Linked DNA regions of Mus musculus: region 2 is linked to region 1. Evidence: chromatin loops called from intact Hi-C (ENCODE). Cell type or tissue: left cerebral cortex. All regions are shown on one strand. Links, peaks and the distances in the headings refer to the core of each region. The heading gives the core; the rest is flanking DNA.

Evidence for each region. Peaks named below come from ENCODE experiments on the same cell type or tissue, not always from the same donor. Only the 100,000 strongest peaks of a DNase experiment are listed, where the experiment ranks them.
Region 2: it touches region 1 in a loop (1.8-fold over the local background); 9 of 42 quality-filtered maps call a loop at or near these places.

Annotation. Positions count from the first base shown.
Region 1 is chr2:168,598,227-168,609,096 of GRCm38, forward strand. Gm52535 (a long non-coding RNA gene) reads right to left here and starts at 6,495. Exons shown (of 3, transcript XR_003953968.1): 1 at 6,349-6,495; 2 at 4,714-4,788; 3 at 4,127-4,420. It also overlaps a transcript of Nfatc2 not described here. In left cerebral cortex, for the core only: no CTCF peak of the experiment used is centred there; DNase peaks (open chromatin) are centred at 3,112 and 3,597; H3K4me3 peaks cover 1,536 bases; H3K27ac peaks cover 629 bases.
Region 2 is chr2:168,528,267-168,536,266 of GRCm38, forward strand. Nfatc2 (nuclear factor of activated T cells, cytoplasmic, calcineurin dependent 2) reads right to left here. Exons shown (of 11, transcript NM_001136073.2): 4 at 7,937-8,000; 5 at 6,652-6,824. Among named protein-coding and RNA genes, the nearest start is that of Nfatc2, 58 kb to the right of the region's middle. In left cerebral cortex, for the core only: no CTCF peak of the experiment used is centred there; a DNase peak (open chromatin) is centred at 4,281.

The sequences.
Region 1 (10,870 bases), core at 1-8,000:
TCTCTCCTCTTCCAAGATGTGTCAGAGAACATCACTGGGCTGGAGAAAGAGTCTAGAGCCAAGGTCTAAGTGATGTGTATGTCGGCGGCGGTCAGAAGTTAGGCTGGTGTTTGCAAGTACCCAAGACAGCTGAGCCTGCGCTTCAAATTGACTCTGCCACTTTCCTACTGGGTAACCCTTGGCCAGTTCTCTGTGCCTCCCTGTGCCTTCTCTGTGCCTCACTGCCCTCCTCCAGGGAGGAGAGTACAGTACACGCCAAATACAGTCTCAGAGAAAAGGAAAAGACATTGTAAGTTGAAGGCAGACAGCCCCAGACAGCTCTGAGTCAACAGCAAGCTAACAGGGACAGTGGTGGCTCATCCAGGGCCAGGCCCTACACTTCTCCTGGTGTGTGTGACTTCTGGCAATGCTGGTCTTTCTGTCCTCACCCATCAGATACCAACGCTGGGTATGCGTTCACCGCAGGTTAAACAGAGCTAAGTCTTTTATATGCATGGTTTCGTGTGACGCGCACGACAGCCCTACGAAGACTATACTGTCATTAGTCATTTTTTGCAAATGAGGACATTGAGGCTTCTGAAGTCATCACATCTTAACCCAATCTGTGTCATTTCAAAGCTCCAGTATGTTTTTAAAAGACCTTAAGAGGTCTAGGGGACTTTGGGTGTAATTCAGCCAGTGAAGAGATTGTCTGGGTTCAGTCCCTAGCACCCCATATCCCAGGCATGGTAGCTCATACCTGTAAACCCAGCACTCTGGAGATAGCAGCAGAAGACCAAAAGTTCAAGGTTATTCTTGGTCACCAAATGAATTTGAAGCTAGTCTGGGCTACATGAGGCCCTATTTCTAAAGACGGGGCAGGGGATGATCTACAGGACATGTATTAGAAGAATGGCAGCTGATGATCAGTCTCTATTCAATATTAGTTTCTATCTTTAATATGATAGAAATTGCAGCAGGCATTCACAGAGCATTCGTGATGAGAAAAATTGTGTCTGGAGTTTGTTGGTTCTCACAACCACCCCTTTAAAAAAAAAAAAGCCTTCTTAGAGATTCCATTTTACAGATGAGGAAATTAAGGCACAGAGAGGTGAAGTTAATTTCCTGATAGCCCACAGCTCTGACGTGGCCAAGCAGATACCCCAACCCACGCAGAAGTCAGGGGACCAGGGCCTGGGAGGGAAGCAAAACTCGTCTCAAGTTTGTTTATTCCTGAAATACTTTCCATCACCTTTCAGATAACACTGAACACTCCCCTTCCACATCTTTAAGCTCCCCTGGGGCTTCAGACCATCTGCACAGCAAGCTTGCAGTTTTCCTTGCCGTGCAAATATTTCTATCCTATGCCCTGGGACTGCCCATCAGCACCATCCCTGGGACGCTGAGGGTCTCATCCAGCAGGCAGTTGAGTTTAATGGTGCCCTCGGTGCCCTCGTTGTTTTCTCTGGGGACCCCTAGGCAGAGAACAGCGATCGGCCTATCTCAAGGCAGCTGTCTGTGATGCCTGGAGCTGTTTTCTGTGAGCCTTACTCAGTGCTGTGTCATGTTTGCAAGATTCAGTCTGGTGTCCTGCATCCTGCCTATACAAGCACAGCAGCATAGACATTCGTCCCATTCTTGTGCACTTGAACACGGACTGGGAAACGGGACAAGAGACCTGTGTCCTCCCAGACCTTAACAGAACATTCCCAGCCCAGGGCAGAGGGTTACAATCGCCACAGGAAGGCACAAAGCAGACGCTGAGTTCTCCGTGTGGGCCTCTCTTCCTCCCTCTTGGAGCTAAAATCTGACATTTGTCTGTCTGTGCTGTCATCCTGTCATTTGTCCCCTCAACCCCAGGTCAGAGCATCTGTCTGTCTGTACTGTCATCCTGTCCCCTCAACCCCAGGTCAGAGCATCTGTCTGTCTGTACTGTCATCCTGTCCCCTCAACCCCAGGTCAGAGCATCTATGTCTTGGCTTTGGTTTGTTCTGCGGTAAAAATCACTCCAAGGCCTTGACATATGCCTGGCCTGCCTGGGAGCATCACTCTGACACCTGACACAATATTAGCGCTTTTTTTTTTTCTCTTGACATTATGTCACTGCACCAGTGCCATGTAAGCACACTGACAGGGGGCAGAGTAGACTGATACCAGGAAAAGGTCCCAAGCGCTGGCAGGATCCGGCTTTCAAAAGTCCCGCTCTACTAAAAAATAAGCTGAGGTTGAAGGTGGCTAAACACATCTTTTACTGAACCGGGATGGGGCTTGGACCCGGTTTTCAGCAAGACCCACCCCCACCCCCACCTTGGGCTTACTTGCCAAAGCTGTCATTTGCCTCCGCCCCACCGCCCCCCCCCCCCAGGACTTCAGTCCACCACGCTGAGCACAAAACCTACATTCAACTCAGATTTTATGACACGGGGCTAACTCCTCCTACGCGGATGTATTCCGCTTAACCCTTCAGCCCTTCGCATTCGGCGGTGCCCCTGTCCCTCCCTCCACACGAACTGGCCCCACAGAAACCATCCAACAGCTTCCACTTTAAAGACCCGATTTCTGACTCCCCAGCCCAATCCCCTTACAATCCCAACCAGATGGGCTAGATTTCATATTATATTCTCACTCATTAACTCTCTCCCCCAAGAACCAAATTGGATGGCTTCAAGGTTACATCTCAAAGGAGAAGATGGAGCAGAAACGGGGACAGTGGGGCGTCTGTGATCTCTTTGGCAGAACAAGCTCATGGTACTTTAAATTGTGGTGGGGGAGCTGGAAGAGCCCTCAGACTCATCCCAAAAAGGGGGAGAAAATGGCTTAAATTGTTTGAATGGCCCAGAGCATCTGGTGATGTAACTGGGAAGAGATGTCTTTCTGTATTAGTAAATAGCAAAATGTCAAGCCTATGGGAGGGGGGGCTAAATAATAATGATGACAAGGACGGTGGCATCTGCTGTCAAAGCCGAGAGCAACAAGAGAATAAGCCAGCGGGTTAGCAGCGAGACCCCCCTCCTGGTGTCCCGCGCCACACACACACAGGGAAACCTGCCTGGAGACGCTTCCTAGAATCACCACCGGCGACGGCCAGGATGTGCGCGTGCGCCCCTGTTTCACCGCATCTGTGCTTCTACCTGCGAGCGGGGACTGCGTGGGGTGCCTCCCGGAGGGGTAGGGGTAGGCAGCGGAGCGAGGATGCGATGCGAGGATGCGGGAAGGGATGCGAGCAGGAATGCAGGCAGGGAAGCCAATGGCGGCGCGATTACCTCGGTCCGCAGACCCCATGGTGCGGAGGGGCTGGCGGGGGCCCGGCCTGCGCAATGCGGGGCGCTGCATCTGTAGGCGCCGGGATCAGCAGGCTGGGGACCGTGTGCTGTGATCTGGCGGAGCGGCGCAGACGCTGCAGCGCCTAGGCTCCGCTCCGGGGCTCTGGCTCCCCGTGCTCCCACTCCTGTGCTCCTGCTCCGGCTCTCCGTGCTCCCGCTGCCGTGCTCCGGGCTCCTGCTCAGGCTCCCCGGGCTCCCGGCGCTCCGCGGTCGCTTACTCCAGAGGCAACGCGACTTCCTTCCCCGCGCTCCGTGTTTATAGGCTTTCAATGCAGTAAAATAACGGGATTCCCTCACTGTTTCCTCCTGTTTACTCAGCGCCATGGAAACCCCTGGATCCCGTCCATCTCCAAAACTAAGGGCTTTCCTGAAAACTTCACACTCAGGAATCCATGACGTCGCCTCCTCCGCGGCCAGCCAGCTCCGTGGCTCCTTCGGCCGCCAAGCACAAGTCCCTGATTGTTCGGGGCAGAGAAAAAGTCAGGGAGAGGGAGGCGCGCAGGGGTGGGGGCGCGGCCCGCCAGGCCCTGCAGGAGCTGCGTGCAAACTCGCAGACAGCCACCGCCTCCCCGCTGCAGCTTTGCCTAAATTCAGCCTCCTGACACCCCACTTTCCGAGAGGATACCCCTTGGAGAAGGCTCCCCAGGATTTCAGCCTGCACCCCCGGGTTGTCCAGCATCCCTTGGACACTTGCCCAGGGGTGTCTCCTTAGGCCCTCAGTGCCTCTGACTGCCCAGACTCTTGAGTGTTCAGGGATGAAGAGGAGCAAGACGAAGGAAAAAGAAATAAATAACAGTGCCTGTGCTAACTGTCCAAGATTTTTTTTTCCTCAAAGTTTATTTTTAGATTCATTTAGAAAATCCAAGGTTTCCAGTATTACTCGGAGGGTCCAGCAATAAGGCCGAAAAGGAGTCGCTGAAACCAGGCAACGCATGTGTTTACGCATGCTGTGCATAAACAGGAAAATAAAGAGGAGGGATGTCGGGACCTCTGCAGCCTCGGGAAGAGATGTGTGGGGTGGCACACGTGGCTCCCACCTGGGCCATGGCTGGAAAGAGCCGGCTGAGCTGCAGCCGGCAAGACGACTGGGCTGGACTTCAGCTATGTTGCTTCTCCACCTGCGTGTTCCATGGGAATTTCTGGGCTCAGAGATAAAGCCAGCTTTGATAGGCAAATTTGAAATACTGTTGTGGGCTCTGATAACAAACTTGGGAGCACCCAGGGCTAGTGAGTCATCACCCCCTCCCACAAGAGATACTGATTGGGGGAGCAGACTTCGCCCATGGGACCACTTTGTTCTTCACGCTCACCGTGGCTCCTCGACCTCTACACCTCCCAGAGTGACCACTAAGAACCCTGCCTGAGAAAGCCCCAACTCACTCCCGCAGAGGGGACTCTCTCTTAAGTCTACCTGCATCCAGGTGCACCTTCACAGAGCAGCTGAGGAAACTTGTACCAGTCCCAAACAACAGCCATATATGTCTACCTAAAAAAAATTCAAAGCAAGGAAGTTATGCTGCTTTCCAACTAAACCAAGTCTCAGAGCCACCAACTTCTTTACAGCTACTCTGGAAGCACCCCTTATCGGGATGGCTTGACGAGGCATGAAGACAGCTGTTGGTTCAGTCAGCGAGCACTAATATGTAGACAGTGTATTGGGATATGCTCAGCAGAGCTGTTAAGGAGGTCTCACTGAGACCTCCATACCCATCACCCACAACGGGAACAGGACACCCATCCTAGCATTCCCAAGTTGCAGGACTTTCAGGTTTAAAATAAAGAAAGTTCCAGGCAGGTTGGTATCCATTGCTTATCATACGCACGAGTGAGACTTCATTTCTTTTTGCTTCTAACCATGCAGAGTTCTCATAGATAGGTAGTAAGTACACTCTGTGTGAACATGCCCCCTACCTCAGCACCTACTGTGTGCCAGGTCTAAGGTGGAGAGCATCTCTCAATCCTTGTTCACACATCTGCAGAGTCATACTTGGGCCCTGGGAGCAGCCAGTCCTGCACAGACCAACATGGCAGCCACCAGCTACACATGGCAAAGATGAAAGTAACTAATGATTCTGTAGTCTGCCAAAGTCAGTTCTTTGATGGCACGGGGCCACAACATCGCAGGTGTTCAAAAAAAAAAAAAAAAAAAAAAAGGTGGCTGACAGTTTCCTGCACTGGACAGCAAAGCCACACTCATCCTTCCAGAAAATTCTCATGGGCAGCATGGCTCAGACACTCTGAAAGGTCCCCCTCAGCTAGAATTGCCTTGTCAGCAGCCCATTCACACAGGGTGAAATGGAGACACTAGCGAGGCTCGCCACCCAGAGCTGAGCTACGAGTCCAACGAACACATTTAATGGAAGTGCTAAAGACAGTCATAAACGCTAAAAATACATATCTTTAAAAAATAATAAAGCCTTCCCACGGTCAAGGCGTGAGTGGTGACTAAGCAGGGGACTGGGCTTGTCTGACTGTCTTCAAGTGTTAGCTGGAGGCCACTCTTCTGGAGACTAAGCCAACCCATCTAGCTAAAAAGCCTCTTGTGAGACCTGCTCCTCAGTCAGAGACGGACCTCTTGCCTGGCATGCAAGAGGCTCCGGTTCCACCCTTAGCACTTAACCTTACTCATTTTAGTTTTATTACATGTATGTATGTATATATGTATGTATGTATTTGTGTGTGTATATATACCAATGTGCATTGCCACAGTACACAGGTAGAGGTCAGAGGGCAGCCTGTGGAAGTCTGTTCTCTCCTTCCATCACGTGAGCTCTGGGATCCCACACAGGCTGTAAGGGTTGGCAGCAAGTGACTTTGCCCCCGAAGCATCTTGCCCACCCTCATTCCTTTCTACGTTTATTAAATATATTTATTTTATTGAGTTTTCTAAGGCAGGATCTTCACCGCCCAGGTTGGCCTCCAACTCAGAACCCTCGGGTCTCCACCTCTCTGAGAACTGAGGTTACAGGTGTGGGCTCCCACACCCATCCAAAGCCTTTAAAAAAGAGAGAGAGAAAAAAAAATCTAGTTCCTTTGTTGTTCCTACCGACCATGGTACTGTGAGCCCCGCTTACAGATGAGCACATCAAGACTTCAAGAGCCCGCGTTCGCACGGCCGGCCCCAAGGTGACCCCAACTCTGGCAGCTGCAGACCCGTGTTCTTGGCTCAGCAGCCCCTGCCTCCCGAGGCCTCCCCGGGAAGCTCCGCCTCTGCGGCCAGCAGCAAGGCAGGAAACCAGCATTCTGGGCCTCCTCTGGTGGACTCATTATCAGGGATAATTTTAGACTCGGGTCCCACCCAAGCTCAGGCCTTGGAGGCGAGTCCCCATCTCCACAGGTGCCTGGAGCTGCTCGGGGGACGCCTTCTGGAACTCGGAGAGTCAGCACTAGCCACGTTTTTTATGGCCTTCACTCTTTGTCACAGTTAAGCATTTTCCCCTCTTAAAGCTCAATTAATACTACCAGGCTGGAGCCCGGGCCTAACAGCTGAGTCACCCAACGTGCCCTCATGAGCCGCAGCGTTAGGCCCCCTCCAACGCTCTTCTTGAGTTCTCAGACAATTTCTTTCCTCTCTTACTGCCAGAGCAAGAAATATTTTGTCCTTTTGAACTGATCCACCCACTGTTTTTCACTTCTGTAGCACACTCCCCTTTGCTGAGGGGGTGCTCCGAGGGGGGTGGGTGGGGAGCTTCCGCCCACTAAATTATCCAAGAGAAGTCCCCAAAATAGAGCCTCTCAGCTGGAACTGGGACTTGGCAGCGGGCAAGGGGAAAAAGGCTGAGAAGAAATGGAATGAAAGGAAAGAGAAGGGACCCAGGTGGCCTAGGGGCACACCTGGGCTCTGGAGCTGCTGAATCCCTCGGGACCCTTTTCTTAGATGCCCCCCTCCCAACAGCCTCATAAACAGACCCGCAGGTGTTTCTGCCAGCATGCCACTGGCTGGCACTGCCCAAGATGGTCATCTGTGCCAGGACTCAGGGCAGCTCAGATGGGACCTTCCTTGTGTGTCTCCTCCCTTGCTGTATGCAGAGCCCATATCATCTCCATTTATACCCCAGATGGGCCTGTAAGCTTACGGACCTGCCTATGACACCTATCAAACAATGTAGGGAATGCTTGCTGTGCGATGGTCTCACTGAACCTTCAAACTGCCTCGTGACGATCATTTCATCAGGTAGAGAATTATGCACAGAGAGGTTATGCAAGACCTTATACCCAAGGTCGTCCAGCCAGTAAATGGCAGAGGTGGGATTTGAACCCCAGCCACTAAGCTCCAGAACCCACGTACTTTTACCCACCAGCCTTTCCACCTCTTCAGTTGCTATGAAAAACACCCCTGAAAGTTCCTTGTGCTCACCCACGTGTGACGATGCTGGTTGTCTGGGATCCTAGCTCTTGGAAGGTTGAGGGGCAGTGCTGTGAGTTCGAGGTCAACCTGGGTCACGTGTCAAAACCCCATTTCAAAGCAATAGCAAAGCCAATGGTTTCTGAGATCAGCAGTTTCATGAACCTGGCCATGCTGGGAGCACAAACAGAGACAAGGCTCAGTGGCTCTCGAGAAAATGAGAAGTGGGTCACATGGATTGTGTGACCTGGGGATACCAGAAGGGGGTGGGCAGGCAGGTCTGGGGGCAGGACCTCCTTTCCTATTGAATGGAGTGTATTGCAACATTTTCCAAAGACCTCTCAAGTCCCCATACCTACCCCCATCCCGTGTGACTTCCTTCCCAGGGGTACTGCAGAGTCTTGGCTGCTCTGCTGACATCTGTCCCTTCCCTGTTGTCTCTCTGCATGACCAATCTTCATGAGACATCAAGTCACCACAAGACCCCATGCTCAGGCCCCAGCCCGAGGTCACCTTCAGGGTGAGTCTGAGTCCCATCCGATCTCTCCAGCAATCTCCCTGGCCCCAGCAGCCAGCCTGGCGCAGACCCAGAGCTCTGGACTTCATGTCATTGAGCTGTAGACCTACTCATGGCCCTCCCCTAGGTTCCCTGTGGCATCCCTGGCTTGAGACCATCTTTTCTGAGCTTCTCTCTCTGGCCACCTCAGCCCACTGACCAGGGTCACCCCTGCTCTGGCCCTTTTAAAGATGTGCTTCCTTCTTCCTGTCAAGCAGGCCTGCCTTCTTTCAAGGTTAGAAGGAGAGGCCAGGGTTAAGTGTGCTGGGTGTACAGTAGGTACTTAGTAACATCAGATGACAGCCATCCTGCCAGGATAGCCAGAAGACGAAAACCCAGTTTAACCAAATACTCCCCTGCCTTGTGCCTCTCTGTCCAGCAGTAGTCTGCTGAGGGCCCTTGCCAGCCTTTTTGGCTGACAACCTCATAGTAGGTCTCCAGCCTCATAGTAGGGCCCTGCAGGCAATCTCATGTGGGGTGAATGGGACTCAGCCACCTGCCAAGAGCCACCCTGAGAGGTGACAGCAGCCACAACAAGGGATCATCTCAGGATGACCTGGGCCACCTAGCCTGTGAGAGAGAAACTTGTCTGTTTAGCCACCGAGTGTGGAAGAAGTCACAGAAAGATACCACCATGGCCTCCCAGGCTCTGGCCTGTGCCCTGTCTGATTGTCTGTCCCCTCTGTCCCACTCTGTGCCCAACTTCATCCCTTTTCTGGAACACTGGTCCCCACATTTCTGTAGCTGGCTTCTTTAAATGCCATCCCATGATTTGGGGGAAGTTGAGAGAGACAGAGTCTGTCTATGAAGTTCAGGCTGGCCTTGAACTCCTGATTCTCAAGTCTCTCGAGTGCTGGCATGACAGGTGTGTGTCAACTTACTCTGCTTCAGCACTATTCTGTGACATTCTCCCATGACCCTCTCTGAAACATGTCCCCCTGAGCTGCAGTACAGCCAGCCTCCCAGCCCTGTGATGTTCCACCCAGTGCCTCTGAGACTCTATGGCACTGTTGGCTTGAAGTCCAGATTCACTTGTGTCTCGTCTGTCTGCTCCACCTTCCCGCAAAATGTCAGCTCCCCCAGGCCAGGGCTCTGGCTTCACGGCCTGGCTGTGTCCTCAGCACTGGGAGAGAGGCCTGGCCTATGGCCTGCCTCAAAAATGCTCGTTGAGTGAATGACAGAGGGCCAGCTTGTCTCGTCTGTTTTGTTTACTGGTCATGAGTCATCTTCCCACCAGACTAGGAAAATAGGGGCCTGTGTGTCCTCCTCGGGGCTTGGCGAGACTTCTAGAACGGGTGGTCCCTGCTCTGTAGTCCTATCTCATGTCTACCTCAAAGCAATTCTGGCAGGCTCTCCCAAGTCCGCCACACACAGCTCATCTGGGCCTCTCAGAACTCTCTCAGATGAAGCCTCCTATAAACCCACTTATGGCCGGGGAGGAAACTGAGGCACAGAGCCCCCAAGGTCACCAAATAGTAAGCAGCAGGCTGTGAGAGTATGAGCAATCGTGGTATAGCTCCAGAATTACACTCCTGAATCCTGTGGATATTTGTTGACTGAATAACTGACAGCTAGCCAGGCATGACTGTACAATCAGCCACCTGCTCAGCTGGTTGCAGGGGACCCCAGTCATCCATGGCCCAGGTGTGGCTGGGTGAGATGCTCCTGGGGCTGGCAAGGGACAGGGAACAGGCGGAGGCTGTCCCGGGGGAGGCCTTCCCCAAGTCGTGGGATGGAAAGGTTCACCTCATCTGGAAAGAACTCCCCGTTCTGTGGCTGCAGCCCCGAGTGAGGTGTCTCCCCAGCCCACTCCTTGCAGGGCGCATTGTCTTGCTTTTAATAGCTTCTCTAATCTGTACTTGGAGCAGCTCCTGACTGACTATTCCCAAAATAATCCTCAGTGCCACTTTTTCCAGCTCACAAATCCTGAAGATTGCTACCCTCCCCATCAGCCACTGGTCCCAGGGTCCCCAGGCGGGAATGTGACCCAACGGGAGCTTGCTGAGGATCTTGGAGAGAGCCTGGCTGCCCCTGCCAGATCATGGGCTGCTGACTGTGAATTTCCCCCCATCCACAGCTCCAGCCTGCAGAACTGGGCTGGGACAGCCCGCCAGCAGCAGCCCTCCCTCGGAATGCCCCGGGCTCCCCCTCTGAGAGATGGGAAGATTTTCCTAGAAGCTGGAGAAGTTGGAAAGCTGACGTGGAGAGAAAGGAAACTGGCTGGTGGTCAGCTTGCCTTTCTCTCTCCTGCTGTAGGCAGAAGAAAATGGAGACTGGGGGAATCTCCCTTGCAAAGACAGAGACTTGATGGGGGGCGGTGAAAGGGTCTCATGTAGCCCAGGCTAGGCCCTTGCTTGCTACACAGAGCTAAGGCTGATCTTGAACTCCTACTCTTCCTGCCTCTACCTCCCAAGTGCTAGGGTTGCAGGCCTGTGCCACCACACTAGGTTTCTGCAGGGATGGGAACTGAACCCAGGATGTTATTATCCATGCTAGGCCAAGCTGAAGATAAGACTCAGCAGGACTTTCTTTTGTTAAAGACTGAGGTGCCCATAACTAGAATTTTATCTTTGAATATTCAGTGCTCTATGGAGCTTCTTTTTGTGTTTTCGTTCAATAAACCTCCTGGCAACCCTCCAGGAGGCCAGGCTAGACTGGAGATGTGGC
Region 2 (8,000 bases), core at 1-8,000, 70 kb before region 1:
GGAATGGCAGTCTGTCACAGAAGATCCAAGCTGGGCCTAAAGGAGCTATCCAGCCCCAGGTTCGCTGTGACCACTCACTGGAGGTTCTCCTATAGTGGGGACTGTCCATGTGCCCACTAGGGAGTCGATGTCACCACATGGTCTTGGAGGCTTCAGCTTCCTATCCCTGGCATCTCGTCCACGCGGCACCAGGTCCAGACTATACTCTTTTTTCTTTCTCTTTCTCTTTCTCTTTCTCTTTCTCTTTCTTTTTCTTTTTCTCTTTCTCTTTCTTTCCTGGCCTGGCCTTCCTTGATTTTCTCCCTCCAATGCCCTGGGCATTCTCAACCATCTTTATTTAACAAGACTCTCCCTAGAGGCCGCATGAACCTCACCGACGGGTTCCATGATCAGCGAAGGGTCCAGGTTGCCGAGACAGAGAGAGCTGAGCCTTTGGCCCCTTCCTTATGTAAGCCAGGGCTGCACTAAGCAGCCAGTCTTTCCGAACCCCAGCCTTGGAGGGGGTGGACTCTGAGGATCAGGCCTGCCTGAGTCACTGGTGCATGTCAGTGCTCAGCAAATATATCCCAATATTTCTGGATGAGAAGGCAAGGGACCCACAGGGTGATGAGGCCAGTGAGGGGCTGGTACGTGCAAGCCCATGGACATACTGTGTGCGCTCCATCAAGGGCAGTTCTGCCTGCCTCTTCCCAGGTGGCTGGATGGGGAAAGGGCCAGCTAGGGGGGAGGGGAACGTCCACCAGCAGGAAGCTACCTGGGTAGCTTCAGAGCAGTTCTCTTGGCAACTTTTGCCAGTCTGCGCTCTCCTCCCCTGACTTACGGTAGCCTGGCTCCTCCTGAGTGGTAGGGTGTGTGGGCCATTGTGCTCCCCTGGGGCACCTCGTGTTTGCTTAAGGCCCACACGCACCTGCAGCTTCCCAGGCTATAGGCTCCCTGTGATGTGCTAACAGCCAGGGGCAGGGCAAGTCCGCTCTGTAGTGCTACAGGGACTGTCACAGGTGACCTGTCCACCCTGCACCATCATAGTGGGAGAGAGGGCTACAGCTGTGACCACAGTCATGCTATTATGTGACACACGTGTACTTAAGCACAGACCAGCAAGTGGGGTACTAGAACTACTCCTGTTTTATAGATAGGGAAACTGAGGTATAGGGCATTAAGTAACTTCCCTGGAACTAAGTGGCTAGTAAGGCTGGATTTGAACCCAAGCCTCTGGATCCAGAACACAGACTCCTAACCACTATTTAAACTCTACTCACTCTGCTGTGGCCCCTGTGGTGTTCAAGGTCGTCTCGGGCCATTGCTGGCAAGTTTCTTGGGATGCAGAGGCTGGCACAGGCCTGGGCTGTGTGCCCTCTCCCAAGGTGCAAATTTTATCTATTTATATACAAAGTGTCAAAGAAGAGACTCAAGCACCCTGTAATGAAAGATAAAAAGTACAGAAGCAAGAATGTGTGACACCCAAGGACTCAGCAACACCTTCCCTGGGTGTTTACCAGGAAAAAGGAAGGCCTTTGTCCACACAAGAATGCTCACGTCTTTATCCTAACACCCACACCGTGGGGCAGGCCAATACTCATTGCTGGTAACTAAGCCATTGTGTTCGTACAATTGAACACTGCTCAGCCACCCATAAGGGCAAACTGTTGACTCCAGCAACAGGAGGCCCCCAAGGTGCACAGCCTGTGCATGTATTCCACTCTACAAAGTCACAGAGCTGGGGACATCCATCGCTGGCGACAGGTAGCCAATCTGTGACTGCCTCTCTCTGGAGCCTGGGAAGAGGCAGTCATTGAGGGGGTGACAGGGACCTGACAAGGCCAGGTGCTCTGTGTCTTGGCAAGAATGGTGGTGATGAGGGAGTATGAAGAGAGTGTATGTGTGTGCTTGTGTGTGCATATGTGTGTGTGTGTATATACATACATGTATAAATATTTTTATGTGTGCATATGTATACCTGTAAATGTGTATATTTATGTGTATATACACATATACATGAGATGTATTTAGCCATTCAGCTAAATGGCACCTCTGTGAAGGCTACAGTTTCTTAATTACACCTCAGAGGAAATGTATGTGTCAGAGAGACAAGCCCATACCCACCTCCCACTCTGCAAAAGAAACCAAGTGAATTCAGGTCGTGACCTGGGTGGGCAGGGCCTCCCATACAATTGCTTTAGGCATTTCCTGAAACGTGGTTGTGAGGATGAATCTGAAGGCTGAGGAGAGAATCTGCAGGTCTCAGTCACAGACGATCGGGAGACTCTGCACAGGTCTCACAGTACCTGCTGCCAGGACCTGCAGACACTGCCTTTCATTTCATGGCCCACTGGGAAGCCTCGGAAGGCATCTTCCCTTCACTTCCTCAATGTCCTAGAACCGTCCAAGTGACAAGCCTGGCAAATACCTGCCCAGCCTGGCCTTGCAGGAGGGACATTAGGGAGTGTGATAGTCGGTACCCAAAGAGGGACCTGAGGCCTTCTGGGCTCGGGAACATTTTCTCCACTGGGAGCCTGTGGGCAAGGACTTAGCCAACTAAGTAAAGGGCAGGGAGGAAGGAGGTCACAAGCTCTCTATGCCTTACGTCAGACACATGGCAGACTCCCTAAGAGTCTCTGTTCCAAGACCATACCCTAAATGAAGACAGAGTGTATGTGTGTGCTTGCATGTGCATGTGTGTGCACATGTGTATATATAAGTGTGCATATGTATACATGTAAATGTGCATATTTGTGTATACACCTACATGATATATGTATCTATGTGTAGATGTGTATATATATGTGTGTGCATGTATACGTATATATGTAAGTAACTATATATGCATGTGCATGTATATATATGTATACATGTAGGTGTATATTGTATTAAGTGTGTATGTATATACATGTGCATGAGTGTACATGTGTGCATATGTATAAATATTTGTATATATGTGTATGTATATGCACATGTATGCATGTGCTATTTTATGTATTTTCACATATGTGTATTAAGTACATGTGTATCTTCATAGACATGTGTGCATTAGTGTTGTTTATATGTGTATATGTGCACATATTATGTATATCATATATGTGTATATGTTACATGTGTCATTTGTGTGCATACATGTGTCACTTGTATGTATTTGTGTAAATGTTTGCCTGTGTATATATGGTTTTGACCCACACATGATTCTAGGGTTCAGTCAAGCTCAAGCACCTGCCTGTGTGGAGCAGTCAGCAAACAGGAAGAGCAATGGGAGGAAGACTCCGCCACTGGGAACTGTGAAGCATCGGGGACCACATCAGAGAGGGCTGTGGCCGGACAGTGACCGCCCTACCCCCACCCCAGCTGCACCTGACAACGGGAAGGGGCTTGTTCAGAAGTAAGGTCTTTGAGTGAGCAAGGAAAGACAGACTCGATCGTGTCCAAGGCTGGAGGGGGCCTAAGTCCCCACCCATGGCAGAGCTGAGGGGGACACAGCAGCAGAGGGAGAGGACAGGACCCCAAGGAGACAAGGCAGAAACCTGAGCCCTACAAACACACAGAGGAACGCAGGAGAGAGGTAGATGAGCTGCCACCATCTAACCCAGCAGCTACCTCAGGACAGACGTCTGCCCCACATCAAGGAACATGCATGCCTAAGATTTAAGCCGCTGCATGGTACCTGCTCAGAGGGACCAAGGAACTAGCCCAGGGCGAAGCCACACCTTTCCCCTGCTGTGGAGGAGGCTTGCAGCTGAGACCACTGAGCAGAAGCCTGGGAAATGGCTGGGTGCTGAGAACTACGTGTGCCAGGCCGTGCAGCGGTGAGATGGGAAAAACCACAACAGGCAACATAAGACCACTGTCCAAATAGCCTGTCCCTCAGCATGGCCTAAGAACATGTCATTGTTCCCAAGCCGTGGCACAGGAGGCACCTTTCCAAAATAAATAAGTTAGCCTTGTAAATACGAACCAGCCTACTCTGTTTGACCAGCTTACCCTCCCCAGCAGTGTGTCAATTAGACAATAAATATTTACCCGTCACCGTCTGCGTCCACAGGTGTGAGTCACTATGTACTCACTATCTGCCTACAGGCTATAAACCAAGCCAGTCAGCCCACTGCAAGCTGGCACGGTCTCACAAGGGTCTAGAATACAACAAACCAGGCAGTAAAGCCAGCGGACCTGGAAGTGAGGGACAATGACTGGCCAGCCACTGAGAGCGGCTGCACCAGAAAAGAGAGAGAGAGAGAAACGGCATTGTAGAAGCCAAAGAAGATATTTCACGGAACTAGAAAATGTGTGATTCCAGCTTTGCTACTACTGAGTAAAAACAGTGAATCACTTTACCAAGAAAGGCTGGGTTCCTTATCTGTCAGAAGGAGGAAGACGGGGTGGCTGAGATGGGTGGGGAGGCAGCAGATTTGCAAGGTTCAAAGGATTTCTGAATGCCCTGACAGCCTTGCTGAAGGCACCCGTGGTTCCTGGAGGCTCCCGAAGACCTGAGGGTGATGTCAGACAAGGCTTGAAGAGTCCAGAGAACCGGATAAGACACCTGCTTTGTCCCTAACCTGCCGCTGACCCTAGTCTCACATTGAAGATGAGCTGCCCATCCAAAAGAGGAACGCCGTCAGCTCAACCCCTCCAAAGATCACACAGAGTCTGTGTTTCCTTCTAGAACAATCCTAAGACAGTAGAACTCAAACAGGAGAGGGCAGCTCCTGAGACCAGAGAACAGGGGTGAGCATGTGGCTATCGCTCTGTCTCTTCTTCCCTGATGGTGGCTCTTGTTTCCCAACTCTGGACGCAGACTTACTAGCACCCCAGCTTTGCCTGGGTGAGCTGCAAGCTCCCGCTGGCCCTTCCCTGGTCTCCATCAGACCAAGCCGGAGTACTATCGGTGCAGAGGCCGCGCTCTGTCCTTGCTTCCAGCCCGACCGAGTGGCGGTTAGCTCTTCTGTGCTGCATTAGGGCACACGGTCCTGGAGTTTTTCTCTGTTCATTCATGGCTCATGACTACTGATAAGTGGAGCCTCTCATAGGTTTTGCCTGGCTTTCTGAGTATCTTGAATTTACTGCCATTTTTAATCAATAGCGCATGTGGATGTTGGGGGTGGGGGGAGACAGAATCCAGGGCTTCCGGAGTGCTAAGGGCAGACTACATTTGAGCCATATCTTCCCTGATTGTCATTTTCAAGCCAGAAATTGTTTGGGGTTTTTTTTTTTCCTGTTTAATCTTTTAAAATCAGAATCGGACATCCAGACCACGTTTCCATGTGATAGCACAGGCTTCTGTCAGCTCACAGCTGCCCACTGAGAAGGACAGAGTAGCCTCTGGTCCCCAGTCTCCACAACACCCTATTGTCTCCCCCTGCCCTGCCCACTTCTTTTGCTTCTGCCTCCATCTCCCTGGTCACTGAGGGAAATGGATATATAAGAGCAAAGTGAGCTTTTACCACATCCAGTAAAATAAGGATTGAGATGAACTCAAGTGAGAATCATGATTACAACATAAAGTTACCTTAAAGACAGTGAAAGAGCAGAGAAGCAGTTTTTAATCCCTGGAACAATGTTTACCTTCCCCCCTCCCTTATTCTTTTTAAAAGAATAACTGAACTTTCAAAAATGTAACAGCTATCTAGCCCCTGGCCTAGGCCTATAATCCCAGATGCTCAGGAGGCTAAGGCAAGAGAATTGAGAGTTCAAATCTAGCCTGGGCAACTTAGCAAGACCCTCTCTCCTTTAGAAAGAAAAGTGTTTGTGAAAGTGTTGGAGAGGTAGCTTGGTGGCAGAACACTTGCCTGGCATGCACAAGGTCCTGGGTTCAATCCCCAGTACTTCATCCATGTGTACACACATGCATATGTGCACAAGTAAGCTTTGTCACAGCACAAAGACAGCAAAACCCCGATGAAAATGCCAGGAGCTCAGCAACTGCCTTTGAAGCCTGGCAGAACTTTTCTTTTATACCAGGCTCTGAAAATTTTCCCTAACTACATCCATCTTTGGGGGTGGGGCCTTTATCTTCACTAAACTGTAAGCTTTTGGGATAGAGAGAGTTTTACTGCTCTGTGGATGCCCGACACTTGGTATGACCCCTGACCGTGACCCTAGACAGACCTCAGACAGCAGGCAGGGACAGGTGGAAGGCTGGGGTGGAGAGCCACTACTATCTGCAAGGTTCTGAGGTTCCAGTCCCAGTCTCACTCTTCTGGGCACAGGCACTGGATACTCAGACTTCTAACCTGTGAAATGGGTATAATGATCCCAGCCAGTGACCTGGGGTTGCTCTGAGCTTATGGCTAGCTGCTTTCCACAACCTTTGCAGAATCACAGCTCAAAGACAATGCGATACCATTGTGAATCTCATTAAGAGGAGGCAGGACACAAGGAAGGAATGGGATGTGTGCTCCAGGAACTGACTGCAAATGTGTCACACTTCTGAAGACCAACACCAAATTTAAACTTGTCACATCTTCTAAATAAAGCCATCAACCTCTCTTAGCTCCCATCACTTGCCCTATGTTTTATTTCCTGAGAGAAGTCTCCACAAGCAGACAGAAGCAGACATCAAAACCTGGGCACAGTGTCTGCCCTTTGGGTCACCACAGACCGGTGGATTCCTGCAGGTCACCTGCCCAGGGGGGATGCTCACATGCCCCTTCCTCAGCCCTGACTTACAGCACTCGATGGGGTTGGACGCAGCCTGCAGGGAGACGATGCGCCCACTGGGCTCTGGGACGTGCACGCGGAACACCAGGCGCACACGCGTGTTCTTCCTGCCGATGTCCGTCTCGCCCTTCCGCAGCTCGATGTCAGCGTTTCGGAGCTTCAGGATGCCTGCACAGTCGATGCTACACACAAGAGAGGTCAGGACATGAGAACCATCTTACTGCCCAGAAAAAACTACCCACCAACCCACCTAAGGTGGCCTCCTCCCACCAGCCACAGTGTGTGTGTGTGTGTGGGGGGGAACTGTAATGTCCCCCTGGGCATTACAAACTGAAGGGTATACCAAGATGCTGAAAGGAAGAAAGAAAGAAAGAAAGAAAGAAAGAAAGAAAGAAAGAAAGAAAGAAAGAAAGAAAGAAAGAGAGGGGGGAGGGAGAGAGGGGGGGGAGAAAGGGAGAGAGGGGATGGGAGGGAGAGAGAGAGGTGGAGAGAGAGAGAGGGGAGGGAGAGGGAGAGAGAGGGGGGTTCACAGAGCACTTGGACAATCTCCTGAGTGGAGATTGCTTCTCTAGGAAAATGTTCATGTCAATGCTTCTATTCTCAAAAACACCAGCTAAACTCAAGAAGGGAGCTGGTAGAACTGGCCAGGGTTATTCCACAAACATCAGAGTATCTTAGTCTTGAATTTAACAAACAAGTTACAATCGACCATCTCTCAGAGGACTGTGCCGTGAGACAGAGAAGAGAGAAAGCAAGTATGAACCCCAGCGCTGGGGACATCACAACCAGTGCCCCTGAGTTCTCGTTTCCTCCCTCCCACAGACTCTCTGTAAGCCAGAGTTCATGTCCTCAGAGAAGGCTCTCTGATGCTGACACATGTGTGCCATGTGGCCATCTTAGCCACAGGTGTAAGTGCCACATGAGTGGCCTTCTGTGTTGCCACTGAAATTTTTCTTTAGGTCCCACTGATGTTTGATTGATTGATTGATTGATTGAGACCAGAACTCATGTAGCCCAGGCTAGCCTGGGACTCAGTATGTAGCTAAAGATAGTTTGAACTCCAGATCTTCCTGCCTCCATCCACATGCCCAAGTGCTAGGACTGCAGGTGAGTGCCACCATGCCCGGCTTCCAAATAACACTTCTTAAAGAGAAAAAGCAGACAGGCACTCCAAGATCAGGCAGTGGCAGCAAAGGCTGATGGCTGTTGTGGTCTCCTCTTAGCCATCCCCTCAACACTGTCACTCAGGCTCTGCTCGCTCTCCCGAGAAGTCCCCACCACTGCCCAGCCTTACGTGGCTCTCATGTTGTTCTTTGGCTCCAGGGGGATCTCCAGGACCTTGGTGTTGCCTACGATCT